2 separate regions of the Mus musculus genome follow, and region 1 is linked to region 2. The links are chromatin loops, found by intact Hi-C in ENCODE. Cell type or tissue: left cerebral cortex. All regions are shown on one strand. Each heading gives the region's core, and the rest is flanking DNA. Links, peaks and the distances in the headings are about the cores only.

Evidence for each region. Peaks named below come from ENCODE experiments on the same cell type or tissue, not always from the same donor. Only the 100,000 strongest peaks of a DNase experiment are listed, where the experiment ranks them.
Region 1: it touches region 2 in a loop (1.9-fold over the local background); 2 of 42 quality-filtered maps call a loop at or near these places.

What each region holds. Positions count from the first base shown.
Region 1 is chr17:62,995,202-63,011,304 of GRCm38, forward strand. No RefSeq gene overlaps it. Among named protein-coding and RNA genes, the nearest start is that of Gm34230, 23 kb to the right of the region's middle. In left cerebral cortex, for the core only: no CTCF peak of the experiment used is centred there; a DNase peak (open chromatin) is centred at 8,834.
Region 2 is chr17:63,406,709-63,422,811 of GRCm38, forward strand. All of the region lies in intron 4 of Fbxl17 (F-box and leucine-rich repeat protein 17), which reads right to left. Among named protein-coding and RNA genes, the nearest start is that of Fbxl17, 86 kb to the right of the region's middle. In left cerebral cortex, for the core only: a CTCF peak has its summit at 7,666 (motif pointing right); a DNase peak (open chromatin) is centred at 7,660.

The DNA of each region.
Region 1 (16,103 bases), core at 4,785-12,784, 410 kb before region 2:
CGTACGTACACACATGTGTGTGCACACTCAGCTATATACCCAGTGTCTGTGTCTTGAAGTTCATAGCAATCTGAGTCTTAAGTACCGCTTCCAGCAGGACAATTATATTAAGTAATGATTGCTGAGGGTTACCATACACTGAGTGCCCCTCTAACAGTCTTTACAAGTACTACATTATCAGAGTCTCACAATTGCAGCAGCCTTCTGAGGCTATTTTTCACCATGTCTGCTTTGCAGAGGAGTTAACTATGTTATCATCTTGGATTCATAAAGGAAGCACTTAAAGACACAGAACTGTGAAGTTATTTGGAGAGTCACGCAGCCAGTGAGTGTGAGGCCCGTGTTTGTCTTAGAACCAGACAGCTTTGCCTCAGCTGTTTGACTCAGTTGTTCCCATCTGTCCAGTCAGGCAACACACAGATCTCTGGGCTGCAAATTCTGTGCAGCAAGATCATGTGACATCACCGACCATACTCATTACTGCTCTGTGGAGTCTCCCCAATACCACCTTCCAGCTCCATAATTTACTGAGGACTCTCAGAATAGAAAAAAAAAATCTGTTTTTACCTTAGGTACTAGTTTATTATAGAGACAAGAAATACATTATAATCAATAACAGGAAGAGCTGTAGGGAGTGTTGTGGGGGGGGACCAGGAGTTTTAATTTACCATCTCCCTGTGGAAACTGTAGATTATTTTTCTCAGCAATACCCAGTCCCCCTCAGGAATATCTCATAGAGCCTGAACCAGCTCTAGGTAGACAAGAGCATTTGCAATCAGCAGAATATTTCAAGGACTTAGAAGTTATCTGAGAGCAAGTAGGGTCAGTTGTTTCTTTGGAATCTGAAGGGTTTGTGTGAGCCGGACCTGCAGGCTATCTCTGTAATGTTCTACAGCCCCACTAGATAAAGCTGGGACCCATCCCTTGGTCCTGTTTCATAGGAGGAACTCAGTTCTATCTCTTCATACCATCCTCACATTCAAGAAGGTACACTTAGCATTTCAGGACTTGAGGGATTTAACCAGCTCCAGCACGGTTGGTTGTCCAGAGTCTGATGCTCACAACCTGTAGCCCCATCTCCACTATATATCAACTAAACATCAACTCACATGTCATCTGTGTTTCGGAAACTCAGTATTAAAACCCTTTCAAATGGGAATATTCTTCAAAAGCAATAAAATTGATCATAACAAGAAATGATAATGGTTAGGTTTACAATCTAGGATACATTTATTGGACAGTTTCATCTAAAAGTCAAATTGTTACTTTTATAATTCAGGTATATGGATAAAATCAAGTTTTTCTTCTCAGATTTCTGTTCTCATAATAATAATGAAGCCTTTTTGACTGTGTACTCATCTAACATCTTTTTATTATGCCTTTCCAACACAATTGCTAGATTATGAAATATGCACACATGTACCTGCGTAGTGTGTGTCTAGTAAATTGTATGCTTTCTGTATAAATCTCGGGGATGAAAATTAGGAGTAAATAGAAATAGAAATTCTGATGTTATCTTATCTATATACCATCTAATATGGATCATCTGCAAGACTCCTCAAGGGACACACCTCCAGAGTGGGTATTGGTTTTTTTTTGTTTTTTTTTTTTTTCCTCCACATTGTAGCCACACACAGTTTCTTACTGCCACCCAATTCTGTATAAGCTTAGACTCAGTGCACTTCCCCGGGTCCTCACTATTATAACACTGCTGTATCAGCATTGTTCTTTAGACAATATAGTTCAATATGGTCATAGGCAAAAGAGTCAATATGAATGAAAAAGCACAAAGCAATGGACTGCTAAGCTATGTGTTCAGGGATTCAAGGCTATCAAGACATTAGATTAGGGTACATAGGAGGGCCCATAAAAAAGGAAGGGTTAGTGTTTCTCTTTAAGATGGAGACAAGTGGGTTTGAATGCAGAAGTATAAAGGGAACAAAGGCTGAGAAGGAGAAATAAGTGTGGCAAAAATTGTAGGGAGAACAAGGCCAACCCAACTGAAAGGCCCAATCCATGCCAGCCAGGAAGAACTTGGCCTCATTTCTCAGGGGCCACTAACATAATTCAGTATGGTTTCCTTCTAAACTCAGGCACCCCAGAGCTGGGTGTTGTCCACTCAGGCTTCATCTGTTGAGGCAACACACAAAACTCTACAGTTCTCCGGTGGTGGCAGCTCTCTGTAAACTGCATTCGATAGATTTCGGGCCTCTCGCTGGCTTTCAGGTCCTTCCGTACATAGTCGTCCATCCTAGGCTTTCTCTAGGCCAGGCTACATTGAGTAGTGGTGGTAGAGGAGACTCTTTGCTACAGTAAGCAACTTCTGTTTTCAAGCTCTGTGTTCATCCTAAACTATGAACTGTCTTCTCGCGTGCAGTTTTCGTTTAAAAAGTGGGGTAGTGGCTGAGATGAAAACAAGACTGCTCTGATACTTCTAGTTCTTGAGAACCTTCCCACTGCCGTGAGTGGGGAAGAGGAAAGATCACAGGGAACCAAGGGAGCTTGGGTGGTAGATGCTGTGGGAGGAAGCAAGCTCTAATGGAGTTAAAATTAATTGGCATGTGTGTGGTAAGAGGAAGACATGGAGGAACAGATGTTGAGGCAATTGCCAGAGCACAGGGATGAATTGCCTGTCTTTCTGCCAGGGCTCAATGCAAACTCCTGCGAGAAATGGTTTTGCTACCTCAAGGTCTTAACGGAACATTAGTCAGGGCTGCGGAGATGGGACTTTGGCCAAGGAGATGTCACTCTAAACCAGATTTCAGGAAGGCAATGACTGTGCAGGGCTCTGCTCCTCCATCAGACCAGCCGTTTCCAGATTCATTCTGGGTGCCCTTGCAACTGTCACGAAGGCTAAACCTGAGATCATGCAGGATGTAAAACAGATACTGCATCTCCTGACTGAATTCAGATACACCGCAAGGCCTGGGTATATGTGTAGCTCTGTTGATCAGAGCAATATTGCCTGTTGAAGCATAGGGCTTTTGTGCATGATCCCATATATCCATCCACCCAGCATTCAAGTGCTGAGTTTGGGACTATATTCCTGTGCACAGTACTCCCTGTGCTGGAGTGCAAGAGCATCCCTTGTCTACTGTGAGGAAGCATTCTTTGACAATAAAAACCAGATTCCTATTAGCAAAAGGCAGGAAGTGAGAGGTGGAAGTTCCCGGAGAGAGATAGGGACTCTGGGAGGTAGATTCAGAGGTGGGAAGATTCACCCTGGACTCCGAGGAAGTCAGACTCATGAAACCAAGGAGAGGTAACTAGCCTTGTGATGGACATAGAATAGTTAAAGTGGGTTAAATGAGTGATTAGCTTTTTGGGGAACAAGCTTAGCATAAGGCTATGAGCATTGTTAATAAAAATAAACCTCTGAGTTGTTGTTTGGGAACTGGGGCATGAGTGGGAAACCCCATTGCTACACTGGAGTCTGATCAATATGCAAATCAGATGGTATTTACCCTCATCAAGCCAGTAGTCCAGTATCTTTGGAGATTGACAAACAATGGGTATAATAAATCAACTATGTATTTTTCTGGGAGGGTTGCATCCTGATTCTAAGAAAAAGTGTGCTGGTGTAAAGGCGACAGGAGAGTGAAGGACGAGGTAAAATAGGTTAGGGTGAATCTCATCATTCAAGGCAGCGGCGATCATGTGAATTCCTTGGGAAGAGAATTCAAGATGGTGGGAATAGCCAGTGAAAAAAAGCAGAACTGAGAATTTCCTTCACAGACTGAGTGACTGAGTGACTTTGAAGCAAAGTCACTTTTCATTCTTACCCTCAGCCAGAACCAGGAGCTCCATGAACCAAATTCCTCTAGTTAAAAAACACGTTTGCCGAGAGTTTCCTAGGCTCTGGAATGCCAGGTAATTGCCAATGAGGTGTCAGTGGAAGACAAAGCTGTCTTTTTCTCCTATTGAATTGGTAGTCCTCAACCAATCGTGCTTAGAGACTAGAGATAACCCAGGACTGCTGCTCTCATTAGGGAAAGACCAGGAAAGACTCCCTTGGCCTCCTCTGCTCTTGGTATGATGGATCCAGAGGAAGAGAGCACAGCATCTGCATTAGCCACTTAGGAGTGCGAAATCAGGAATAGCATTTCCGATTTGGTCTTTACCACCAAAGCCTCCCCACACTGGTGGTGGCTTGCAGTTCTAACCTCGTCCTTTCCAGAGCTAGAAATAAGGTTTGCAATGCAAAAAAGAAAAGGCTAAGTTTCTGGGAGCACTGTTCCACTTAAGGTCTCCAGATAGTAGCGGCAGCAGAGGTGATAAGACAAAGATGGTTCGCCGACCATCCTTCAACACATGATGAGAACCAGTCAACATCCTGGCAGTCCAGGCTGGAGTCGGAGGGGGGAGGGCATTCACAAAAGCCTTAAAAAAAAAAATAGCCTTGTCTCTCATCACCATGGCAACCCACCTCTTATAAAGGCAAGAAACAAAATGTGTGAATCCTGTGATAGCTCCTTGACCTCCAGGCCTCTTTTACTATTGTCTCATTCTGCACTTTTGAAGCACATATGCTACATACATTGTGTATTTCAGAGAAGTATTCCTTTGGAGAGGTATGGGAGTTGCGGAGAACTTCTATAGGGCTGGCTACATACAAATCAGAGACATCATGCTTATAGCTATAGCTTATAGCTTATAGCTAGCCAGTCCAGGCTCTTCCAACCAGGGAAGATGTCAGGGTTCCAGCCGAGATTAAATGGGAAAAGTGACTAAAATGTTCTTGTTACATCTGAGTTTACTCTAGCCGTATTTGATGTCTTATCTTTTATGTTTTCGTTACCGTGTTTAATTCATACCATAAATGAATACGTGCATCTAAAAGGAGTAACATACGCATTCTACCTCTTGATAGAAATGGTAGAAATGACTGATGGCTCTGATTTATTCCCTAGAATGGCCTGAAATGGAGGACAAGAGCTGAGAACACTGTGACTAGACATAAACCAAGCATGCAGCAAAGTTAGTAGGTTATAAATCAGAAACAAGTAGCCTCTTTGGGAATCAAGGGATTGAACCTGTGTCCCAGTTGAGGAACTGAGGAAACAGGGAAGAGAGATGCCCTTTGCCCTCAGAGAGGATCCAATACACTGAGCTATAGGAATCAGGAGTGGACTGAGCAGGGAGGGAAAGGGCTTAGAGAGCCCTTTTTCTACCACATGGAAGACCTTTTCATCTGTAGAGAAGGAAACCAATCGCAGGCGTTATTCTTGCAAGTTTATTCAGTTTTCTGCCTTAACTGTGTTTTTGCTTATTCTCGTTACTTCCAATGTTGAAGCGTCTTTCAGAAGGAGAGAGAGGTAAACGTGGCTTACACGTGTAATTTCCCTTTCCTTTCAATATAAATTGCACATTTTCGTGCAAGAGATAACTTGTTCAAAGCCATCACAGGAGGAGAGAACTTCAGTCCAGTCAGAATACATTTGCCAAGGGAGAGTCTTCAGGAAGTTAAGCTCCGCACAAGAGCATGTTACACAGCAGTGGATGCAGTCACCTGTGAACATTCTAGAAACGAGAATGCAATCCATGAAGAAGAGCATCCTGGCCCCTTATTAATTCTTATAGAGTTAGACGGCCTATTTTCATCTTTTATTTCAGTAGCATTCTCGGCAGAAAAATGACTGAGCTAAGAAAAATAAATAGACCAGAATTTAAAGCAACTCTTTATTTTCTGTAAGTCTTCTGTGGGTCCTGACGGATATTTCCATAAAGAGACTATCACGTGTTCGTAGGGATAGAAATCTTTATGTAACCTCTTTATGCAAAAGTTTTCACACTCCCCTTCTAAAGATTTTTATTTGTATTCACAAACAATGTGAAATGTACTATATCATGAAGCATTTGGGGGATTTGTTTAAGATATGCGAAGTATTTTTTGCTTGGATCTCAAAGAAATTCAAAGTAATAGATGAAGAAGAGAATATCAGGCAAACACTGTCACTTGCTTCTTCGGGTCAAAGTGCAAACTTGTAAGCTCACGATTGTGTGTGTGTGTGAGTGTGTGTGTGTGTGAGTGTGTATGAGTATATGTGTATGAGTGTGTGTGTGAATGTACATATGATTGTGTGAGTGTGTGTGTATGAGTGCATGTATGACTGTGCGTGTGTGTGTGTGTGTGTGTGTGTGTGTGGTGTATGCATGGGCATACACATCTGCTAAAAGCAGGATACATTTTAGAGTAACGTTTCTTTCTCCTAAAATTTAGCTTAAAAACAAATCTAAGGAGAGGTGCTAAGTCGAGTCATTTTATCTTAGTGACAGCACTAAGTTTGATAAGGGTACAACGTTTTAGGACACAAGTGTCACTTACTAAAGAATTCTCCTAATGTGGTCTTGCTCTTAGAAGTCAAGCCATTAAAGTGAAGTGTAACGTACTAGCCATGCGTCGGCCGGCATCACAAAGCTTTCTGATTTACCGTAGTCAAGTAGGAAGCACAGAGTGCTAAGGAGCAGTGGAACTTCTGTGCTCTATTGCCTTTGAAATCCGTTTACCTTTCCAAACTCCTACAGTAAAAGTCTGTCCTGCAGGACTCAGTCTAGAGCCCATTACTCTGCCCAAAAGGTATCAGGAGAGTCAGTGCTGGAGTCATGGGGCACAGTGACCAGGTCTGAGACCCCAGCTGGATGCTGCGGAGCATTAGTCTGAACAGATCCTTAGGAAAGTTGAGAGAGCGTTCACCAGCTGCTGCCCAGGAGTTAATTAAGCTCCTCAACAATTACTTTTCAGAGGTGAGTAAGGGACTTGCATTTAAAACTCAGGAGGCTTTCCTTAAAAAATAAAAAAAGAAAGAAAGAAATCAGAAGCTCTGCTCTCCCTACCCAGTGAGCCCAGCTGGTATTGCAGCTCATGTGGTCCCATGTGGAAACATTTGGATGGAAGGGAATAGCCCAGATTCTTGAGAGAGCATTGGTCATGGTCTATCCTCTCAGTCCCCAGGGTTTCTTACATCTTGCATGTCTCACTCAGCATCTTGACATCTCTAGGATTTAAGATGACCCAAGCCACTACGTTGGGCAGGGACAGATGAAGTGGTTTAAGCAGCTGAAATGACAGGAAGTATCTCAGTGCCGTTCAGCTGGCAGAACTGTCTGTGGTCTCTCCGTTGCCTTGAAACCTTCCCTGTTTCTTTTGCGATGAGTCTGGTGCTCTTAGTCCCAGAGGATCCTGCTTGCTTCTGTATTATTGTGCTCTCCAGGTTGTAATAGAACACTCTCTTCATATGCTCGATACACAAAGGGATGTATAAATTAATAGGATGACAAGTACTCTTTGACAGGCCCGGAAAGAATATTGTGATAAGCATATCTTCCAAAGACGTGGAAAGAGGCTAGAGGGAGGGAGGGAGGGAGGGAGGGAGGGAGGGAGAGAGAGAGAGAGAGAGAGAGAGAGAGAGAGAGAGACGAGATACGAACCAGAGCTGAGGAGCAGCTGGGCTGGTTAAATGGTTCCTAACACCCACAAAGCCCAAAGCCCAGGCCTCATCTCTGGCATTGCATCAGCTTGGAATATTGCTGCACAGCCATTATCCCAGCACTAGGCAAATGGAGACAGGAAGGTCCAAAGTTCAAGGTCATCCTCACCCACCTAGTGAATTTGAGGTTAGCCTGGAATACATGAGACCCTATGACAAATTAAAAAGGAAATCCCGAATGAAAAGAACCGCAGTAGCAAAATTATAGTTACGATGTAGCAACGGTCTAATTTTAGAGATGAGGGTCACCACAACAAGGGGAAGTGTGTTAAACTGTTGCAGCATTGGGAAGGTTAGGAACCACTGCTCTAGAGTCTGCCAGCCTCAGTTTCCAATTCCTTTGCTACTTCTGACAGCCTTCTGGAGTAGATTTGGACTACAGTGATGCTCCCAGAGTGACCACTGGCCAACAGGGCTTCATGAAGTTCTTCTCAGATCAGTCAAGAAACAGACATAGAAATGACATCATGGTGTCACTTAGAAACTGTCATGGTGTCTAGGCGGAGGGATCTTATCTGTACTTGTCAAGACCAATGCTAAGGGTATAGTTCCCTGACATAGACCTACACTCCTTGAGATTTTATGGGCACCAAATACAATTCCAAGTCTCACTGCTTGTGAAGTTCCTTCTAGCCATAACCACACAAGCCCTGTCTCCCCCACCACAGCTAGGAATTGCTTAGCCTGTAATCCTGAGCAAATGGTTTCTAACCATAGAGTGTTTTCTAGAAGGTGTCATGTTCTGTTTGTTTGTTTATTTGTTTGTTTGTTTTACCAAAATGTAGAGCTGTACAAGGGAAGTTATTTGCTTCTAATTAACAGACTCCTCAAAAATCATCCGGGGCTTTACCTGTGGCCTCCGGACAAGCCAGAGGGTGCTCACATTAACCCTTAGGCTATAAAGTTGGGCACAGGATACCCATTTTTGTAAAATACATTAGATGGAAAATATTGCTTTTCTGGGTCCCAAACAGCCTATGAAGTTCCCGACTACCAAATTCATAAGCCGTGTCTCAATCTTTATAAAATTCCTCTTGGTGTCTTTTATTGTTTGTAGCTGAATAGGGTGGAGTGATGTATCTTAAGGGCTATTAGCTGAGAAGCAATAGAGTCAGGGCATGTCCTGACTCTATTACCTGCCCATCAACCATAATGGCACAAAGTCCCATTGGCTGCATTCTTATATAGGTAGATCGCAAAGCACACACAACTCTTTTCATATGAATTTCAAAGTTAGGAATCGTCAGGTTCTCAACAAACCCCTCAAGTTCACACCCACAACGAATGCCAGGCCTCTTCCCACCAGCTTTTGGAGTGAGTGAAGATTTGTGAGTTTTTGTTTGAGTTAAAAAAAAAAAATCTCACTATGGAGCCCAGGCTGGCTTTAACTCACCACACATGTTTCTACTTGCCCCTAAGCGCTGGGTTACAGGCATGAGGTTCAATGCTTGGCTTTCCGTAGCTTTCAACTCACTTGAATCATAAATTTCACACGTGTCTACTTATGGTCCCCTGTTAGATAGCAAGTCCTGGTTGAGCCTCATATTGTTTGTAGTCTCCCTGAGATCTGAGAACACATGTACCCAGTGGGGTATGTGTGAGACCCTTGCATTCATACAGACTTACCAGCATCAGGCAGGGTATCTTTTCATTTCTTGTTGCAGCTGAGGCAGATGGCCTCCAACACTTAGAATAAATGTATTCGTTTACAGTTAGTTCTGGAGGTCAGACGTCTAAACAGACTTCACAGAGCTACCATGAAGCTGTTGACAGGGTCCTCCTTTCTAGGCTTCCAGAGTAAAACATTTCCTGGCCTTTCCCCTGTCTGGAGGCTGCTCATATGGCCTGACTTGTGGCCCTTTCTCTCTACCCTCAAAGCCAGTCACCATGCAGAACTCGGATCCTGTCTTCTAATTGTCTTTAAAAATCTTGCACTAGATTGGCCCTTCCTGAATTGATCCACAGGAAGTCATCTGATTAGCCAGATACAAACAGAATTCCTTGCCATGGTGCACAATGTATTCATGGGTTTCAGGTGTGAATTTGTGGGCATCTTGGGAAAGGCATTATCCCTGCCTAACACGCCCGAGACAGAGAGGAAAGGACAGGAAAGTGGGTAGGAACTTGGTAAAATTCACAGAAAAACATAACTCAACAAGGCACCTATTACCACTGCCTAGTGTCTGAGAGCTTATGAGATAGGTAGTCTAGACTCAGGGCCATTTGCATATTTTGTGTACACAGTAAGTCCTCAAACTGGTAAGGTCTGTACTCATCCTCTTTTCAGATTGGAAGAAAGCAGGAAAAGGAAGTTGTATGACTTGTCTGAAATCCACACACATACAGACAGACCTTCCCCAGCCATTAATCCCCTCGCAACTAATCCCCATTCTCTCTGTTGTCTGGCCTCATACAGCTGTACATTTCTGTAGCCTTCTTTCCCCCTGTAACTCCCAGACCTGCTTAACTCTACATGGAGAGGTGGGGGTAAAAGCGATACTTGGCAAAACCCTCCAGCAGGTAGCTCTTAGGGGATTTGTTTTTCTTCTTATTCTTGTTGTTCAAGAAGACAGACGATAATTAAAATGTCAGAGCCCTTCATGCTTCCTTGATCAAGATAACTACTTTCCCACAGGTGATCGAAAAGAAGGAAAATGTCTACTGTGGGAGGAGGTCAGAAATGATTCTACAACTGAATGAAGCTGGGAAAACTGAGCGCCCTGAGCTCAAGGGACAGAGACTGCAAGCTCCAGCTGATCCAGGACAAGTGCTCTCCCATGAGGTCTTCAAGAGGCCCCATCCCCAGAGCCCCATCTGTAGGAGCTCCACAGGAGCTGATTCCCAGAGGGCCTGTCCAACAGCTTGCTAATTCCACCCAATCTCTTCAATTCCGCTAATTCCCAGTTTCAGAAACAGAGGCAGCAGCTGTCAGGATCAGCAGCTGTGTTCTTTGCCTCTGTAGCTCTACCTGTCCCTTCTCCTCTTCAAGCTAACGAAGTGGATCACACACAACTAGAGGGAAAAGAGTAAGCGCTTTGGATACAAAAATAAAGAAGTACTATAGAGTTACAGCACCACACAGTTATCAGGCCTACTGAAGAGGACAAGGGGAGCATTAACCTCCATGTCCTGGATGTCAGTTAAGCAATCTCCCCAACACCTATGTGCTCTCTTGGTTAAGGAGTCAATTTTTAATTGTTCCAGTCTACTGTTGACTGGCTCACAGTTCCATTGTGTATGTGGCAGCACCTGGCCTGTCTGTCCTATATCTGATCAAGAGATGACACGTCTCGCTGTTGGGAACAAGTTGCTATCAAATTTCCATATATATTTTTTTTTTCAAAAAATCACTTTCTCGTTTTGGTTCTTGCATGTCTATGTACCACATGTGTGTCTGCTACCACAGAGGCCAGAGAGAGTGTCAGATCCCCTAAACCTAGAGTGGCAGGCAGTTGTGAGCTACCAAATGAGTGCTAGGAACCAAACCTAAGTGCAAACAGTGCTCTTAACCACTCTAACTAGGCATCTCTTCTGCCCTCACACTTTCAATTTCTGTCTTTATTTCAATGGCAATGTAAAACTCCTTTAGAGGCATCATGGGGAAACTCTGGTTTATGAGACGTGAGCCTCGCAGATTTGCAAAGGAAGAACAGCAAATGTGGGGCTTACGGTGGTTCTGACGGATAAGGAAGGGTGGGAGGTTGTGTTGGACCACTAGGCTGCCTCAGTATTTGTCTTTGAATGAAATGGGGCAATCCCTGTGAAATGAGAGAGAGAGAGAGAGAGAGAGAGAGAGAGAGAGGAGTGTTAGAATTCATCCAGGTATTGTTTGTGTGCCCGGAATGGAGGTACCCAGACTATTTAACCACTGGTGTAATCCAGGCAAACAGATCACAGGGGTTCCAACCTGGACACAAGAGTGCCCAACACTACAAGGCTGGCAAGAGATCCAAAGTCAGATGGAAGACAGACAGTGTTCATGAGAAACTGTGATGCTTAGTATATGCTTGGCCCACGGAGTGGCACTATTTGAAGGTGTGGCCCTGTTGGAGTAGGTGTGTCACCATGGGCATGGGCTATAAGGTCCTTATCCTAGCTGCCTGGAAGCCAGTATTCTGCTAGCAGCCTTCAGATGAAGATGTAGAACTCTCACTCAGCTCCTCCTGCACCATGCCTGCCTGGATGCTGGCATGTTCCCACCTTAATGATACTGGACTGAATTTCTGAACCTGCACACCAGCCCCAATTAAATATTGTCCTTATAAGAGTTGCCTTGGTCATGGTGTCTGTTCACAGCAGTAAAACCCTAACTTAGACAGGGGTGATGGACAGATGTCATGGTCTTGAGCCTTGTGTGATGGGAAAGAGGAAGTTGTTATTTTGGAGAGCACAGCACGTGAGGAGGGATATTTGATAATGGAATATCAAAGATTTAATTTTCAACATAGTGAGTCTGTAATCTCCAATAGAACTCCAAAGGGATGTGAGAGATGTTGGATGTACAAATTTTGGACCAGGAGGGAGATGTCTGCGCTGGAATGTGAATGGGAAGGAAGCCAATATTTAATGCTATGGGGTTCGTGGAGGCAGCAAGGTAATAAAGTCAGAGAGATAGGTGCTCTGAAAAGAAGAGGTGGGGAAAGGAACAACTAGAGAGGGGGTGGGGGCGAGTCAAATGGGGCTCAGGGCAGTGCAGTCCCCTCACAGCTAAGGGGAAGAGGCTTGAGCGGAGGACTTGGATAAGTTTCCACTCTCTGCTTTCTGTATCTGCTAAACGGGAATATTAATGCCCACATGATGTTACTATGGGATTATAAATGAGTTAATCCGTCTAAGAAGTATGTACTAAATGCAGTCTCTGTGCCAGGGACTTGAATTAGAGTAACAGAGAACTCCCCAGCTCAATGAGGAGATTACATATTTGTAAAACACCTAGCCTCACGCTTGACCCCAGAAGTCCTCAATATGGAGCTCTTTGCTCCGCGTAGTAATTGCCTCTGTGAGGCCTATGTGGATTCGCACTCTTCCTTGGCTTCTTGAGACCAATTAAAATTACTTACTGCTCATTAGTCAGAACGGGTAAGCGAGGGAATCTACTTTCTCCAGTTTTTTCAACCATGAGTTTATTGCTATGATACTTCACAGAATGTGTGGATTCCCTTTTTCATATGGGGAACAAAAAAAAATAAAAATAAAAACTCACTTTGGCACTTAAGGACAAGTGTTACCTGGGCTGACCTGAGGAGGCCTTCAGGACACGAGACAGGGAAGTTGCTAGCTCATACAAACCAGGTGCACACAGCTCAGCTTCAACTCGCTCAGCTTCAACTCGCCACCTCCCACATTTAGAAGGCGAGGTAATGAAGCAAGAAACCAATTTCAAAGAGCATGGGGAGGCTTACGGCAGGGCAGCCAGGGACACAGGGACCAGGGCCTGCTCTCTCCCGCTGTGTCATCTGTGGTCTGGGGAAGGAAGCATGGAGATGTTCGTCACATCTACCGTCTTCGGAATACACACGCGGCTTTTCGTCAGTGAGAGTTACAACTTTTATTTTCCCACAAGCCAAGGGTCTCTTCCTTCACTTAGTTTTCTCAGTCTTTCAGAAGCCTGGGGGTCTGGAAGGATGCCTCCTCTTCTTTCCTTCTCCACCCTCTCCCTATAGTGTCTTACAGGCTGCAGCTGACACCAGGCGCCACAGGCAATGTAACCAAGGTAACTCCAAGCCCCAGAGCCCAGTTGAACCTCCCTGGGGGATAGCTGGGAGGCCACAGGCTGCAAGCAGTCAAGGTTGAATAAATGCCCAGCTGCCTTCTCTCTCCCTTGCCATTGCTCTTCCCATCTGAACTGCTGCTGAGGGACGCTCCTTGGAGCCAACTGTTTTCTCTACAGCCCTGGGTGACATTGCACAGGCCATCCAGATTCTCTTACAACGCCTTTGTTTTGATCTGCGCAGCTCTGTGGAGCGTCTTTGGGGCCTTGTCATGTTAACAAAAACAAATGTAATAATATGCACTTAAAAAGGCTCACCCGTTTTGATATTTTAATAAGCTCTTGATTCTATAGGGACCTCTGGAGCTTTTAAAAGTTTAAAGTTAATAAAGAAAGTAAAAGAAAAAAATATGAATTGTTTTTAATTATTATGGTGCAGGATTAACCAGGCCAGTTGTGTATAATTAGACAGTAGCTACCTTGCATAGTAGAGGCAGTAAATAGGCCCAGAGGGGAGCTGCCAGAAGGCTGAGGTGTTTACAAGGCACTAGAGATGTCTTCACCAAGCACATAATTCCCATTGCAGTTACTATTGCTTTTATAATGGATGTGTTCATTACAACCAGAGACACATATGCACATCCATCATCTACCCTGCGCATAGGACTCTGAAGTGCAGGATGGCAGGGAAGGGTGTGTGCTAGACGTTGGTGGGGAAATTATTAGGAGAGGCCATTAGTGTGCAGGTTCGGGTGGTTTTATTTTCGTTGCCTTCAACTGAGAGGAATTTTAAGAGGCTAAAAAAAAATTGCCAAAGGAGTGATAATTAAGATATTGCTAAGACAATTGATTTTGTTTTCTTGAGTGTGCATTTAAAATCGCCCCAGCGATGCTAGTGTCTAAAGCAAAGGGGCCAGCGTTGTAGGGCCTTATTGTGAACTATTCCTGTGTCCATAGAAAACTGACTCCTTAATTCAACAGTTTTGGTTGTTAGCATATATATTTCAGGCATTGTCTCGGGTATAAGAATTAAAATAATGACTCAAGAAAGAATAGCTATTTTTCTTTTCCAGGATTCTATACAGGCCATGCTTCCAAATCTACCAGAGAGTGGTCAAAACTCACTGGCTCCCTCCCTAGACTTGATGATCTGGGGTAGTATCTCCAGGGGGGTAGCCTGGCACTCTAGGGGGGTAGCCTGGGCATATAATTTGGGGAACTTGTTTGGGCTATTCTGGTAGATTCTGACTCTGGGGAGCAGAGTGATAATTAAAAAATGAAATGTGTCGAGTGCCAAAAAAACAAGGGTCTTCCGTGAGCTTCCCACCCTCTACTCTTGTAAGCAGATGAAAATGCCCTTTCTGGATTTCCGTCTTAACAGGCAGAGTTCCCAGGAAGCAGTCTCTGAGGAGGAAGGGTATAAAGGCATGGTCTCAGGACAGATAAAGCGTAGCTGGGGATAAAACGAATCAGCCGTCGCCCATTTCCAGGAAAGCAACCTTGTCCAGCTTTAGCATTATTTCTAGGGAGTCAATGACTGACAGTTAGGGGTTGTCGCCTCCAGAACAAAGGCCTCTCTCCAACAGGGCCATCCAACACTACACATCATAGCATCCTACATAGATTTAAAATGTAGGTTAGGAGTACTCCACAAGATAAGAAGCTATTCATTGTTTTGCCTTAGTCCATAAATAAGTGTGCTTTTGACAAGAACTTTTGGATGTTATTCATTTTTGTTATAAGAATCATCTGGTAACGATTATCTGTCACACCATGAGTTCCAGTGCTGGTTGGACTGCCCCAAATCCTGTTCTTCTCCCAAGCCTCCTAGTCTGTCCTCTAAACCTCCACAGGGGCTGAGAAGTCACATTCCAGGGAAAGAATCCATTAGTTTTGGTACCAAACTGACAGGTTCCACTTACCATTGACTTCGACCCCTATAAAAAAGAGACCATTCTCCAATCTGCATTTGCTGAATATTTTTCTTGACCTTCCCACTCAAGGGTGAGATGCTTTATGCTGCACTCAGACAAAGAGCATCAACCCTGTATCTCTCTGTTCCTGCATCCAGAAATAGGGGAGTTAATCGAAGCAGCTTGCGTGGTTCCTCTGGCTCTAGGGCTCTATGATGCCTCAAGTCTGAAATTTTGGATGAGGAGAAGCAGACATCCTTGTGATTAAAACCAGGCAAGGCAGGGAGACGTCTAAATAAAAGGCTAGCCTGCTAGAATACAAGTGTTATATAGCCCTGCTAATGCACTATGCCGTTGGAAGGAGACATTTGTTCCTTCATCTTCCTCATCTATCCTTGTGGAGACTCTGTAGGGTAGGGAAAGTCAAAGGCTGTAGCTAAAGGTATTAGTAACAGGGGAAAAAGGATTAACAATTGAGTAACACATTCGGGGTCCTCTGAATTGTGTTGGACAAGCAAACAACATTTCATCCTCAAAGTGTCTTTTCCGCCCCCCTCACGTTCCTCTCTCTTTCAATCAGAAACTTAGGATAAGAAATATCAATTATATTTCCCAATTTCTGTTTATTCAAAAAACAATCTCTTATTAAGCTGCTCCATCCTTAGGCATGCGCAAGAATATTTCAAAACATGAAATATTCCAGGAAAGCTAGAACTCTCTGTTCTGGGAATTGCAAGAGCAAATGAGTTTACCAGGAAATCGTAGGCTAAGCGTGGGTACAGTTGGGCAAACACTCGGACACTGGGTGCTGGTTGTCAGCTCGGTTAACAAGTGAGCAAGGCGTCTTCGGTGTACTCACTAGGAAAACAGTTGTTAAGACTTTGATCGTCAATCATGCTCCATTGGGTTGGCCAAACATATATTTTGCACAAATACACATCTGCATAGCGCATTCACAATATTCCTCTCTCTTCCCCTTGGAACTGGAGATGA
Region 2 (16,103 bases), core at 3,881-11,880:
AGGTTTTTTAAAAACAGAGAGTTCCTTAGCAACACTTTGACCCACCAGAATAGCACTTTTTGGCTGCTGCAAGACTCTCTCCTAAAACACACACCTGCACTGGGTGGGACCGCGCTTCTCTCCTCTGTGTGTTCATTAGCTGCCTGCTTAAGTCTTACAATTTCTCCTTAATAGACTCCATCTCTGTTTTATACAGACACATTATGAAATTTGTGTTAACAAGAGAATCAAGAATCTGTCTTCACCTGAGTGGAGGTCTCTGGCAGCTCCTGGGGACGCTCAGGAGGGAGTGGGGAGTGACGATACTACCCAGATGAGTCCGCCATGATGGTACTTTTAGAAAAGAGACACACTGGTGACCTTATCTTCTGAGACCCTGCTGTGTAAACGTCCTGGAGCTTACAGAGAGACACATGCAGAATTTCTATCATTGATCCGAAGGAGTTAGCTCAGCAAGTCCGAGCAGATCACCAAATCAATGAAGTTTTCTTGGGGGGGGGGGGGGGAGATAAAACACCTCAGAATTTGACTCCATGATCAAAGGCTCTGTAAAGCTCCTGTAAAGCAGCATTTCCAAGCTGTCCTGGATGTTCCTCTAAAATCTGCTTCTGACAGTTAGAGGAAGGGTCGCCTTCTCCTGTTTGTTTGTTTGTTTGTTTGTTTGTTTGTTTGTTTTAATTCCCATCTTGTGCATCTGCAAGTGTTCTGAAATTGAAGTTCTGGTATTTATGTACAAAACAAACAAACAAATAAACAAACTGTCCTCTGAAGATTGTCTCCAAATGATCCAAACTTGATAAATCTACTACTTTAAATTTTTATATTTACTGTTACTGTGTGTATACGGATGTGTACGGGCAGGCATGCCACACTGTGCACACTGGGAACGTGTTTAAATTAAGTATCTCCTTCAACCTTTCCTTGGTTTCCAGGGACTGAACTCAGGCCACTGGGCTTCCATAGCAAGTGTCTTTACTAACAAAGTCATTTCACTTTCAGGCCCTAACTAAATCCTAGATCACCACCCATACTTTCATATTCGCTGAAGTCTACAACACCACCTCTGCGCTCCTTTAGTCTCCCAAGACCGTTTGCTGGTCTGGTAAGAATCTAACCTGATCCTCAGGACACACTGCATAGATTACTCAGTCCCGAGGTTCAAACGGAGTTGTGACAAAAATGAAATCAGGAGTGCATTATTCCCCTTCAACTCTGTCCTGCTAAAGAACAAGAGACTCCTATTTAGTTGTCCTCCAAAGCCATGTTACATTTTCAAAGTGATACAGAATGATTTCCAGTAAGCCATAATTTCAAAAACAATACATTTCCCCTCTAAAGGTGGGAGATATAATAATGACCAAGGGGGAGCAAGGCAAAGGGCAGTGCCAGTTTCTGCTTCCTCCAGCAGTGCTGCCCTTAGCACAGCATGAGGCTCTCCAGGAAACTACCTCAGAGTCAGTCTTTGCATCCTCCTCCTGTAGCCACATCCACAGGCTACTGTGTCACAAACATAGCCATATAAAACTATGTAATGTATACATTTATTGCTTTACATGTCTATATATTAAATAACATGGCTTCAATGACGTTCAGATGACTTAAACAACTACAAGGAAATCAGCATTATCTTCATCAAAGAGATTATTCAATTAATGTTTAAAAATTTGAAATATAGGGCTGGAGAGATGACTCAGAAGTTAAGAGCACTGACTGCTGTTCCAGAGGTCCTGAGTTCAATTCCCAGCAACCACATGATGGCTCACAACCATCTGTAGTGGTATCTGGTGCCCTCTTCTGGTGTGTCTGAAGACAGCTACAGTGTACTCATATACATAAAATAAGTAAGTCTTTAAAAAGAAATTGAAATATATAATAATGCATAGCTATGGTTTATCTTTTGATATAATGAAATGTTTTTCTCAATTCCTGGAATACGTTAAGATAAAAAATAATCATAGAAAAACATATTTATTCTAACAATAAAAGTGACCAAGAAATTATTTAACATGCAGCATATTTTAATTTATACAAGGAATATAAACAGATTTTAAAGTTCCTCACTTGTTTGGTCATATGATCCTTTAAAAGTTGTATTCCGGATCAGGGGCACAAGTCCCTTCCGGTCTGGCTAGCACCAGAGTAGCTAAGACGCGGAGTCAGCTGATAACCGCCAGCTACCCACAAGACATGCCACGGGATCTTAAGACCTCTGGCTAGTGGAACACAGTGTCTGCTCCAATCCAATCGCATGGATGCTCACAGTCAGCTATTGGATGGATCACAGGGCCCCCAATGGAGGAGCTAGAGAAAGTAACCAAGGAGCTAAAGGGATCTGCAACCCTATAGGGGGAACAACATTATGAACTAACCAGTACCCCGGAGCTCTTGACTCTAGCTGCATATGTATCAAAAGATGGCCTAGTCAGCCATCAGTGGAAAGAGAGGCCCATTGGACACGCAAACTTTATATGCCCCAGTACAGGGGAACGCCAGGGCCAAGAAGTGGGTGGGTAGGGGGATTGGGGGAGGGTATGGGTGACTTTTGGGATAGCATTGGAAATGTAAATGAGGAAAATACCTAATTTTTTAAAAAGGGGAAAAAAGGTGTATTCCACAAAACCTTGATTATAAAATCAAAACATTGTTTTTATGTTTCTTCATTAATTGCTACATGTTCGTAGATTCAAAAATAAATTCATAAAAAAGAAAAAATTCAGGTACTTTCACAATAATACAGTAACTTCATTTTTACTTAGTAGAAAAAGGTTTTACTGGTTGTGGGAATTTAAAAGAATTTTGTTAAGAGTTAAAGCTCACTCCTAGAATTCCTCAGGCCTGTGTCCATGGAAAGCCTGCCTTGGCTCTATGCTTGCTGTATTGCAGCTCCCAGAGTGTAAGAGCAGCAGATAACTCTACAGACACATTAGTCCATCCCACTCGGAGTCTTAGCTCCACACACTGCACTGCTTTGCTCTGACTGCAAACCCCAATCTTAAAACTCCAAAGAATGTAAATCCTTCCAAGGGTTTTATAAATGACACTTCTGCAGTCTGTTTCGAGCTAAACAACCTTAGACAAATCACTTAGGAAATGGAGCTTTTAAACAGATATCACTACAAACAGATTTTAAAGTTTCTACACAGCTATTAGTGAGAAACAGGAAACAGTAATGGCTGACTGTCCTTTCTGTAAACTCCTTAGCACTGGGGCTTTCAGCTTCAGAGTGCCTTTGATTTGGGGACTGCTTAAACAGCCCTCATGCGAAAATCTAAAGTATGAAATACTCCAAAATCTGATACTGGAAGATTAAAAGTATCCCACTTTCACTAAGACCCAGAGCGCCCATGGCGATTAGTGAGGAACTATGAGAAGTGGCCAGCAAAACTCCATGGTCCTGACAAGCATGCAGAGATACTAAGGAAAGCTTGAAATACTGGCTTCTAAGCTATTCTTCTGTGTGGCCCAACATGTTACACTCAGAGAAACCATTTTCAAATATAAAATTATCCTCCTAGATTCTAACCCATCCAGGTGTAAGAGTCTGTGGCTCAAAGTCCAAGTCTAGGGGAGATGAGCTGAGTGGAGTTTGGTTTCTAGTATCATGTGACACATGACTCTGCAGGACCTCTGTCCCTACCCCACTACAGGTACTTAAAGTGTCAGCATGTGAAGAAAACATTTGTTCTGACATGAAAAAGAAGAAAACTAGAGTTCGACGCAGAACCACTGATGAAAGAGTTCTCTTCCTATCTGCTGAATATCTTTAACTTACAAGTATCTGAGCCAAGCAGGCCCAGAGAAAACAGTCAAGAGCAACAATGATAGAAATTAACACCCAAATGAGACCAAGGAATCAAAGGCTCCATCGTTGGACTTAGGAGCTGAGTGAAGGCCAGAGTCGGGGCTTCAGGAAAGCCTGCTCTTCTGCAGGTGCTGTGCTACAACTCCACGCGGGCCATGTGCACATCTCACCTCCTGACAGGACTATGACTTTCCTGCAAGCACGGACTATTGTCTCATTGACATTTGCAGCCCCTGCTCCATCTAGCTCACATTCATTTAATATTAGGCAAATTAATTAAATATGATGCCTTCTCAAGAAAACTGGTGCTTATATTGACATTTGAGCAAAGCAATAGTTTGAGTTAAAGTCAAAATATTTATCATTAGGCAAGTTTGGTTTTTCTTTATTTTATCTTTCATTTTATTAAGATTATGTGTCCACATGGTTTAATCATCAAGTAACTCCAGAAGGCTTGTTTAAATACAGAGGACTAGTCTCTCCCCAGCCTCCCACCATTTACCTCCCTTCCCAGAGGAAAACATTTTTAGTTCCATCAGATCTTTCTAGAATATGCTTCCATACTTTCAAATGCCTATACTGACAGTTTTTAATATAAAGTTTGAGTCATATTCCATGTATAACAGTGAGACTTGGGCTCTGTCTGGATCCAACTTATTCTGTGGTAATTTAGGTTGAGCTCTTATTATATAATTACAACCATATAAACAGTTCCGAGCTCAGCCACATCATGGGCTCTTCTCACCACAGCTTTGGTTTACCTGAGTGAATATGTGTCTGGGATCAGGTTTTGTTCCTTTGTGTTTTCCTAGCTTAGTTTTCTAGGTGTGTAAGAGGAATTCTACACCAATGTCATCTTTACTACATAAGATCTCATGACTTCTGCTGTGACCCCTTGACATTTTAAGAAAAAAAAAAAAAGAATGTTGAAACTGTTCTAACAATGTTTCATTTACCAACCTGTGTTTTACTCAACAGGAGGCTGCCTGAGGTTCTATATCCATTCCATATATCACAATGTTACAGGACATTCCACTGATGAGGTAAGGTGAAAAAATGTAAAAGCTAACAGAGAGACACAGAGCACCTGAAATCCTGGCATCAGACAGCTGTAATAAAAGGGTCACACACTTAAGACTCCATCTCCAGAAAGGAAACAGAGAGCATGCTGACAAGCGATGCTAATGAGATACAGTGAAGGGGCAAAGGGCATGATGTGTGATAACAGACCTCAGCATGCCACCTCCAGTTTCCTTAGCTATAAACAGGAAGTGCTGGAAATATCACAGGTGGATTTCTGACCTCTCTCAGAGAACAACGTTAGAATAGTAAGGCTTACATAGAAACCTTATCTAGGCACACGCCCACCAAGAGAGGGTGCAGAATGATGGAAGGCCTGCAAGTTCCTGAGTAACACAGAGGGAATCAGAAGGGCAAACTTCTGGATTCTTTGGGAAGTCAGTTATGTCAAATGTTTTCCTGGGACACACAGTGAAAGGATGTATTGCTAAAGCAGGCATGTAAAAAAATGTTTCCCTAAAGCAGACACAGGTGAAAGGATGTTTTGCTAAAGCAGGACACAGGAAAGGACACGTGCTGTTTTGAACGAATTTAAATATGACCCACAGACACTGGGAGCTGGAGCACTGGTTTGCTTTGCTCCGCTTTGCTGATCTTCACTGACTACACGCATGTATTGGTTCGCCTTCCATTGCATGGTTGAGTTTTGTCTGTAGTGACGCTATAGAGAGAAACTTCTCATCCTGTGGCTTATTGCCGATTCTGTCGAGGACTCAAGCCAGTTGGCGAGCCTCACTGTTTCTTCTGGATTGAACTGCCCTTGCTGATTAATGCATGGTGCCTGCCTAGTGGACTGGACTGCAGCTGCTGATTCATGGTTGGTGTTTACCAGTGGACTGAACTGAAAACAATGAACATTGGAATCTCCCCAAAGAACTATTTCTAAACAGGTCCACTTCTGCTCTCCCCATCCTAATAACCTTTCTTTTCCACTACCTCTGGTGGATGGTGGGCTAGAGGGGAGGTTGAACCCTTATTAAAGTAGGTTGTGAAAAATATATGCTTATAGAAATTTTGAGATGGTACTTAGAAGTCAGATGTTAGAAACATTCAGATCATAAAGTTTCCTAAAAACAGAAAGTTTAGATGATAATAATCACTATCATTAACTGATAATAATCACTATCATTAACTGATAATAATCACTATCATTAACTGAAGACTTACTATTTAATAGGGAATTAGTCAGGTCCTGTCAGGAATACATTTAGCTCACCAATGGGCAACTGAGGCATTAATCTATGCCCACAGGTACCACTTGGCAAAGCCAAGATTCAACCTAAGAATTCTAATAATGCCTATGATGATCAGTTGAATATATTAGAATGTATACTGGGAAGGTAGCTGAGAGTTTTGCATCTGGATCCACAGGCTGCAGGAAGAGAATGCCACCCTGGGTGTGGCTTGAGCATCTGAGTCATCCCCAGTGACACACTTTCCCCAACAAGGCCACGCGTAATAAGGCCATACCTCCTAATAGTCTCACTCCTTATGGGCTGGGGGGAAGGGTGCAGGAGAGTATAGGGGAGCCATTTTTATTCAAACTCCCAAACCTGTCTTCTGTAAAACATACTAGAAGCCTATATAGTTGGTAGGAAAGCCAACAAAGTCTGACCAGGATACATTGCTGAAATAATAGGACACTGAATTTCAAAGAAATTCTACTGCTATAAATTAAAATTACACTAAACAATAAAAAAACTAAATAAAATAAAAATATGATAGGTAATATTCAGAACCCACATATTTCCAAGCAGTTAGAGCTCATAAGGAAAGCATTCACATACACCCTGCAACCTGACAGATTTCTGCTGCTACTGGCTATTCAGATATCCACAGAATTTCAATTTGAGGAGAAAAAAAAATGTAAATACAGCTTTCCAAGCACGTAAGAAAACTGACCCAAGAGAACATCGTGTATAAAGCAAGTCTATTTAAATTCCTAATATTCAATATCACATTTTAGATCAGAGATTCAGAATGTGCTTCTTTCTCTGTACAAGATCTCCAATTCAATACAGAAAAGGAAAGGAAAGGAAAGGAAAGGAAAGGAAAGGAAAGGAAAGGAAAGGAAAAGAAAAGAAAAGAAAAGAAAAGAAAAGAAAAGAAAAGAAAAGAAAAGACAAAACCATAAATATAAAGGCACAATTAAGGAAAGAAAAAGCAAAAAATTAACAGGTTAAAAAAATGATATATGTCTGGGTCTGGGTGTTGGGCTCTCCTTTGTGCAGAATGTGTTTTGAGGAAGGTTTCTGTCCTTGCATCTCCTGAGGATAAACAGCGAGTGGACCATCATCACAACACCACTGAGCGTCTCCAGAAAGGGTCCAACATTAGTATGAGCCTACTTCAGGCATCTAATGGTGTGGAGGTGAGCGCCTGTGTAGAAAAGCAGCAGACAGTGGTCCACACATGAACACACAGTGATCACAGGCCGGCCTCCCATCCCTCCAACTCACATTGCCCTATAGAGTAGCTACACCATGGGGATCAGAATTGATCTAGAAATCAACTATGAAAAACATCCACCCATCAAACACATTTTAAAACCTAAACATGTAACACTGGCATCCCCTTCTGGCAGAAATGTGAAAAGGGCAGAAGACAATAAGCCATGCCAGGGAATGTCACCTTTACAGAAAAAATGTAGTCTTCTGTGACTACATTTCACCCAGATAACTACTCCAATCTACCTCACAAAACAAGAAATGACTTTACTCAGTGTCTTAAAAGTACTGCTGATCTCAAGAAGGCCATCAAAGAAAACTAAATTTTGTTCATGGAAATTAAAGCCAGAGGCTAAATGACCACTAGATGGCACCAAGCAATGGCCAGGACAGGGACAAATTTGTTTCTGAGACACTGAATTCCCAGCTAGTAACCTACCAGTTGGTTCCTAGCATGTTCTTGTACTTCTCACAGCTGAGAACTGTGGGTTCTCATGGCTGCCTACTGCAGACTGTGTTGCACAGGTACTAAGCCTTTAAAATATGTCGAAAGCAACAGAAATGATTGTCTAAAATAACAGATAACTAAAATAAACATAGCTACTTATTGTCTTCAAGAATCAGATTGGGGATTTTTCCTGAAAGGCAAAAGGAAAGGATCACATATAAAAATATAAAAAACAGAAGTCAAGATCAGAAGATATGTGAACAGCCACACAGTAAGTGTCCTGGGGTTGGGGAAGGCAGGGAACACCAGTATAAACTCTAAATCTCCAGAGCTACAGGAAGACAAAGCTCCTAGCACAGCATGAAAAGAACAATGGGACAAAGGAGGCTGAGGAGGATACTACCAGCTATGGTTAAATTAAGGGGATTAAATCCCTTAGAGCTTTCAGAGGGGAAGCTTTGGAACAATGTTCCTGGTCTACAAAGTGAGTTCCAGGACAGCCAAGGCTATACAGAGAAACCCTGTCTTGAAAAACCAAAAAAAAAAAAAAAAAAAGTTTTGATATAAGCTGGGTGGAAGTGGTGCACACTGATAGTCCCAGCACTCAGCAAGCAGAGGCAGATGGAATCACTGTGAGTTCAAGGACAGCTTGGTCTAGAGCAAGTTCCAGGACAGCCAGAGCTACACAAAGAAACCCTGTCTCAAAAAAGCAAACAAAGAATTTAACATGCTAATAAGCTCACCTTGATAAGAGACGTCTCAGTGGATGAGAGCTGAGGTCCTGCCTTTCTAAGACTTGCTTTATTTTCTTAAGTACTCTATAACCTCTTAGTTTTCTTTGACATACACTAACTTTACTTATTTGTAGTACACAATGCTAGTCATGGTTATGCCAATTTGACAGACACAACCACTAATGAATAAGTGTTCATTATTTCTCTCTGTTGGTAACATTTAAAATGCCGGAAACTAGATATTCTGTAATACTCTCAATTAACTGTTGTTAACCACGGATATTCCCGTGTTACAGAAAATAGAATGATTCTATGTGATAGCATCTATGCTGCCTGATAACACTCATCTCTTCGGATCCCTGATGTGGCCCCAAGAGAGCCGCCACACTGTAAAGTACAATGTGCTGGAAAAGGCCTCACTCAAGTTACATGAGAAAGGGCCAGGGATTGAACATGACTGCATGTGAGTATCCACAGCAGCAAGCAATTTAAAGCTTGCTTATTTCCAGAAGTGCATATCTACTACTTTCAGACCAGTACTGATCATAACTGAAGCAATTAAAAATTGAAAATACAGATTTGGGAAGCACCACTCACACATGCTATCACTCGGCATGCTCCCCAAATCGTTCACACATCTGAATCTTACAATGTGATCAAGCTGCAGTAAAGTTCTAAAATACACAAAGTCTTTTCAAGACTCAAAAACAGCCCTTTAGGGCTGGAGAGATGGCTCAGCGGTTAAAAGCACCAACTGAGTTCAATTCCCAGCAACCACATGGTGGCTCACAACCATCTGTAATGAGATCTGACGCCCTCTTCTGGTGTGCATGAAGATAGAGACCGTGTACTCATATACATTAAATAAATAAATTAAAAAAAAAAAACAGCCCTTTAATTAAAAAACAGTAACTAACCTGCAGAGATTGTACTACTAATTTTAAATTTAGAATAATGAGAAATAATTTTACTAATGATTATTAAGATTTAATATTTATTCTACAGGGTAAGCTGTAACTATTTAAGGTTCTCATAAAAATTATTCAAAATATTCTCTTAACTATTAAATATATTTAACATTTACACATTAGTAAAAAAATTATAAAAACTAACATACTACAATCATGATGTTCCAGTAGTGGGTAATTAGGGAAATGACTTATATTATTAAAGATCTATTTGGTAGTTAAGAACCACCTTCCCTGTTTTAAAAGAATGAAATTTTAATTTTTTAAAAAGTAAGGCTTTATAAATCTTTATATTGCTTATTACCTTAATATTTACAAGTGCTCATATATAGGTATTCAAAGCAACTCCAGAAAGTGTATGCATGCAAATAAATTGGTTTTGCAGGATGGGTCAGACTATAAGCTCAGCGGAGTGGCCTGGCAAATGCAGCCTTACAGTTAGCTTGGGTCTGAGAACTATGCTCGGGAATGTTTACCTTACTGGTATTTCATTGTTTCTAAATTACAGAAACAAATCTAAATTTCCAAGTATTTCTCTACAACAGAAAATGTGACACTTGTAAAACACTATCCATGGAACTCTCTAAAGAGAGTAAAGGCGGTATCTCACAAGCATGTTCTGGAACATAAAGAGAGTAAAGGTGGTATCTCACAAGCATGTTCTGGAACATATTTGTAAAACAGACCAGGTTTTTACTACTGGACTAAAAATAAAGAACTCTATGTATGTGCGGGTGTGTGTTTGTGTGTGTATGCCTGCGTGTACATGCGTACACACATCTATGTGTGTGATGTGTCTGGTATGTATGGTATGATGTGTATGTATATACGTGTGTGTATATATGTGTGTGAATATATATATATACCCACAAAATATTCAACTTCTTAGTTATATAAAGATTAAAAAATTACGTAACTGTACATTCTTAATTTTACAAATTGTTAACGCTTGAGACATGTATTTTAAGATGGAGTGGACCTTAACTCAAATTAGATATTGGTCAGTCACTCCCACACGCTTTGTACCACCATTGCCCTAGCATTTCTTGCAAGCAGGACACCACTGTATCTGGGCTGGTGTTTACATTTCTCCTTTGGTAGCTCTCGAAGTACCTTCCTGTACCAAGAACACTAGCCCATAGCGGGCAAAGGCTCTATGGAAGCACCAGCTCAACTTCTTTTTTTTTGTTTTGTTTTTGTTTTTGTTTTTCGAGACAGGGTTTCTCTGTGTGTAGCCCTGGCTGTCCTGGAACTCACTCCATAGACCAGGCTGGCCTCAAACTCAGAAATCTGCCTGCCTCTGCCTCCCAAGTGCTGGAATTAAAGGCGTGTGCCACTGCTGCCTGGCTACCAGCTCAACTTCTTTACGTTCAGTGAGTTGTATGGGTCTTGTCATCAGCAACAGAGGCCTTGCCACCAACAGCCCAGATTTTTTTAACTTCTGATTACTACTCCATTTTCTTTATCTATTTTCTGTTGAGAGATATGTAGGTTATTTCCAATATCTGGCTATTATGACTAAAGCAGCATTGAACATGATTAAGCAAGTGTCTCTGTGGTAGGATAAAGTGTCCTTTGTGTTTACACCCAAGAGTAGTACAGCTGCATCTACTCGTAGGTCAGTCCCCACCTTCCTGAGGAGTTTGCACCCTGGTTCCCATGGTGGCTGTACAAGTTTGCACTCCCACAAGCAGTGGCTGAGCATCCTCAGGGCCCCACATCCTTCCTAGTCAGCAAATCTGCCACTTAAGTTTATTCTTGGGCACGCTGGTGAGTAGAAGATGAAATCTGAAGGTAGTTTTCATTTCCGTTCCCTTGATTAAGGATACTGAATTTTTCTTTAAGTTTTATCAGCCACTTGAGTTTCCTCCTTCGAGAATTCTCTGCTTAGATCTGGACTTCACTTTTTTACTTAGGTTGTTTTCTTGATATCCAGTGTTAAGATTCTTTATAAATTTGGATATTGCAGTTTTTACTTTTACCTTCACCTAACACTTCCCATTCTTATTTCCAAGCACTTTTCGTCAGAAAGTAAGATTTGCAGGCAAATCGGCAACTGAGACATAGCTGTTCGCTGATGTCAGAGAAGCAGCAGGAAGTTAGGCTGCACAAACACGTGTGTATGGCTCTGAGATGCACACTAGACTGATCCTTCAGTCTAGTGTGCATCTAGTTTATCCTTCTAGTCTAGTTTATCCTTCCCGGATAAACCGTTCAGTCAGAACGATGCTGAATAGACATCTTTAGTGTCTGGTTAAAAAAAAAAAGCAGGAGCAGGGGCAAGAACTCCAGCCCTGAACAGATGGTAGGTTAGAATAAAATGAATCTTAAAAACATACACATACTACACAAAGACACTAATACCAGTTATTACATGCTGTGACAGCTTTACAGAGTCTTCATTAAAGGACCTCAGAACTTATTATATGAATTAAGTTATCTTACAATATCTTTTCTAGAGAAAACAAATTTAGCACTGTCTCTTAAGAGTTATTCACCTAGGAGAGTTGGAATAGTAATTCAAGTACCCATGAGAACTAAACTGAGTGAAGGTTGGATCCATAGGGGAAAATCATACACATTTACTTAACACAAGTTCCATACACTATAATAACCTTTTAACAATATTTTAGTTTTTGAGAATTCTATATATGCATAAAATATACTTTGATCATATCAATATCCAACTCTTACATCCGATCCTAATGTTCCTCTCCCTCCCCACCGCCTCTCTCTGTCCTGACTCTAATTTGTGCTGTCAATATACTCATGGGGGCGGGATGCGTGCACTGGAGCGTGGTCAGCCTCTCTGCTTCGGTCTCTGCACCAGTATGGACTTTATATGGTGAGAACTAAATGGGCCACTACATTGCTACTAAATGTGGAAATTTAATGTTATCCATAGCTTTGTAACAAATGACATCCTTACGCATTAACAGAATCTGAATATCCTTAGAATGGAATCAAATCCTTCTGACTTCGTCTCACAGAAGCCTACTCTTATTATAAGGCAGTAACCCAGTAACCTAACTGAAAAAACTTCATGTCAATAAATGCTTACATTGAAGTGTGTGCGTGTGAGGGTATGTGTAATGTATCTATGTATTACATTATCTCCACGGATTCTGAAAATGAAAACATGGTTAACAGTTAACATTAAGTACACAGAAAACCGAAACCCAAATATGAATAATATTACTATCTAAATTATATGAATATAGAAAATGAAGAGCAGAGAGATTAACTGCTCAGATTTTCATGAACAAAGCCAACTAAGCCAGAATATAAGGCCAAATGTACACAAACCCCAAACTAGAATATATGCTGCCTACAGCAGGAACTATCAATTCGAACTGCAATTTACTTGCACACGCCTACCTATAATTTATCATGAACAGTGACTTAAAACATGCATATAACTCATAAAGCAATTCCAAGGACTTCCATCTTCTGAGCCTACACTGAGCTTCCACGGCTAAGGAGAGTGCCCAGAGCCAGGCTCCAGCAAACCGCCTACTCAGAGGGACAGCTCAGCCTTTCCTTGTGCCTTTGCATCCAGCCTCAGAATTTCCTTTATATGTTAAGATAATGTCGCTACGTTAACTTATTACAACAGTTTTTAAATGCTGCAATCTCACTTTTATTTTTAGGCAGCCTTGATCTTGGTTTAACATTCTATGAGTTGTTCTAAATAATCTTCCACTGGAAATATAAAATAGTAATTGCAGCCTAGAGAGATGGCTCAGTGGTTAGGAGTATTGGCTGCTTTTCCAGAGGACCCAGGTTCAACTCCCAGCATCTATATGTTGGTGAGTTAAGTATTAACTCCAGTATCAGGGTATCCCATGGCCTCTTCAAGTCCTCACAGCTACTGTATGCACATGATACACAGATATATACTCAGACAAACATGCATACATTCAAATTAAATCTCCCCAAAAATTTAATGAATAAATAAAATAGAAATCCTGAATGTCTTCGATCAATCAGCCTTATCATCACTAAAATAATCCAATCACCCAGAAGAATTAAGGTGAGCAATATTTCTGAAGTACCAATCAGTATCAAGAAATAATAAGCCCCTACCTACCCATTTTTCGGAATTAATCCTTACAACCACTATATGGGTTGTTGTAATATTATTGTTCCCATCTTATAAATATGGAAGTAGAGACAGGAGCTTACATCCTGATAAATATGCATCATTCAGGTAACAGAGTCTAAGTTTGAACTCAAACGCAGCTCTAAAGCCTACTCAGCTAGGGCCTGGAGCACCCTGCTCTGCTGCTCTCTGCAGACAGCACATACTTACTCCCTTTTCTTGGCTAACAGCAATCTCTCAGCATTCCTCTCTACTCGGGATCCCTGAAGCAAGAAAGATGGAGGATCTTGGTAGGAAAGGATTCGTGCACTACACATACAGAACGAGAGAGAGAGCACTATGCAGAGAGGAAAGCAGAACACTTCAGTCCTGCACTCAAACGTACGCACAAGAAATCGATGAGACCTGATACATCAGGTACAAAACTATCTTCCACGTGTGTTCCTGTCCCAGATGGTGAGGCAGCCATCTCAGGTGGGGAGAACTACTTAATTCTGTGCATGAAATGAAATGTTATATCAATCAGATGAATTTTCCCTAGGTCTCTTAACTTTTAATCCTTTAAATGTCCCAAATTTGAGATGACATAGTAATTTTTAAAACTTGCTTTCTACCATCTAAAAACTTTCAGGAGAAGCTATGCAATGACCTTGATGATCAGCATGCCGTTCATTACAGACTGATAAACATTTGGGAAAGTCCTCGCTGTGATGACTGATTGCGTTTCTCCTTGCTTCACTTACCTCAAACTAAATTGCCTGTCATTAAAATGATGACTTCTGTCAATGTGGCTTCCTAATCCTTCCCAGGTCCTTTCTAGCAATGACAACCTTAGAATAATATATTGTAAGTCTTTACGGATCAATAATGCTTAGAATAAAACACAGCCATCTACCACCAGGATTTTTCCCCCTACTTATAATCATCTTTGACAAGCTAAGTAGCAGTAAAATTTCTCACTAAGGAGGAAAAAAAAAAAGACATCTAACAAGCCGAATACAACACTGTAAACAGCACATGCCAATCTAAACAAGTTAAGAATTTTGAGTGAAGCTTAATGTTAGCAAAATGCTTTTATCCTGAAGTAGTTAATGACTAAGATGTCATTTGCAGACTGCTCAAGAAAAAAAAAATATTACTCAGAACCTCAGACATTTTGAAATGATTTATGGGATGTTATTTATGTAAAAAGACTTTTCTACAATGTCAGAAACAGAAAGCTTTCATTTACAAGCTCCACAAGCCAATGTGCATACCCTAGGATTTTTTTTTTTTCTGGCACAGGCAATTAGAAAAGACTTTTTTCTCATTTAATCCGTATTTAGATTGTACCTTAGACATATTTATGTAAGAATGTCATTATGCTTGCTTTAAAACACTACAATTTAGATATTTTCATTTAAATCAACATTACTAGACTAAATGCCACCAAGTGAATGAAGTCACCGAGACACCGAGTCCTTCACAATTGACTGTGCCTCTTCACTGAAAGAACAGCATTAAGCAGGACTTTCCTAAATCTGAGCATCTCATCCCTGGGGAAGCGAGACTCACCTGAAACTCTTGCCAGGACTAATTTACGGGGATCTCCTTCAGCTAGCAAGCAGCTCTCCAAAGTCTTCCCAAACCATCCCAAACACGGGATGAAAAAGAAATAATCTGTTTTTACTACTAGATACATGGGAAACAAAAACAAGACTTGGTTGGACTTATAGACTTAATTCCCACAGCCTTGTTAGTTTACACTCCAGTGGGGGAAGGGCAGCACTCTTGAGAGGCATCAGCACTGAAGACAGAGAGGAAACTGCACTGAAAAGAGGAAGAAAAAGTCTCAGTTGAAACAGGAGGGACCAAGTCCCCAGAAGAATGTCACTTAAAAAAATAATAATAGGGGTGAAGAGATGGCTCAGCAGTTAAGAGCACTGACTGCTCTTCCAGTGGTCCTGAGTTTAATTCCCAGCAACCACATGTTGGCTCACAACCACTGGTAATGAGATCTGACGCCCTCTTCTGGTGTGTCTGATGACAGCCACAGTGCACTCATAAATTAAATGAATAAATAAATCTTATATTTTTGGTTGTGACCCTAACCTTTAACGGCTGAGCCATTTCTCCAACCCAAATAAATAAATCTTTTTAAAAAAAAATAATAATCAATAATCTGTTAATAGTTTGGCCACTAAAAAAAAAAAGAGTATAAGTTCTGTTGGAGTTAGTTGTAAGAATTCATAATCAGCACAACGAAAGCTAAAGAAATCAAGAAAAAATTAATTCTTCTGCCCACAAACAAAAACAAGTCACCATGGGGCAAAAAACACAGCAGAGTACACCATAAAATTCTTTGGCAGCCTGGCAGTGGTAGTGCAGGCTTTAGTCCCAGCACTTGGAAGGCAGAGGCGGGAGGATCTCTTTGAGTTCAAGGCCAGCCTCGTCCACAGAGTTACAGCTCAGCCATACTGAGACCTTGTTTTGGGAGGGTGGGGAGACATCTGCAGCAATGTGTGACATCATCAGCCAGCATC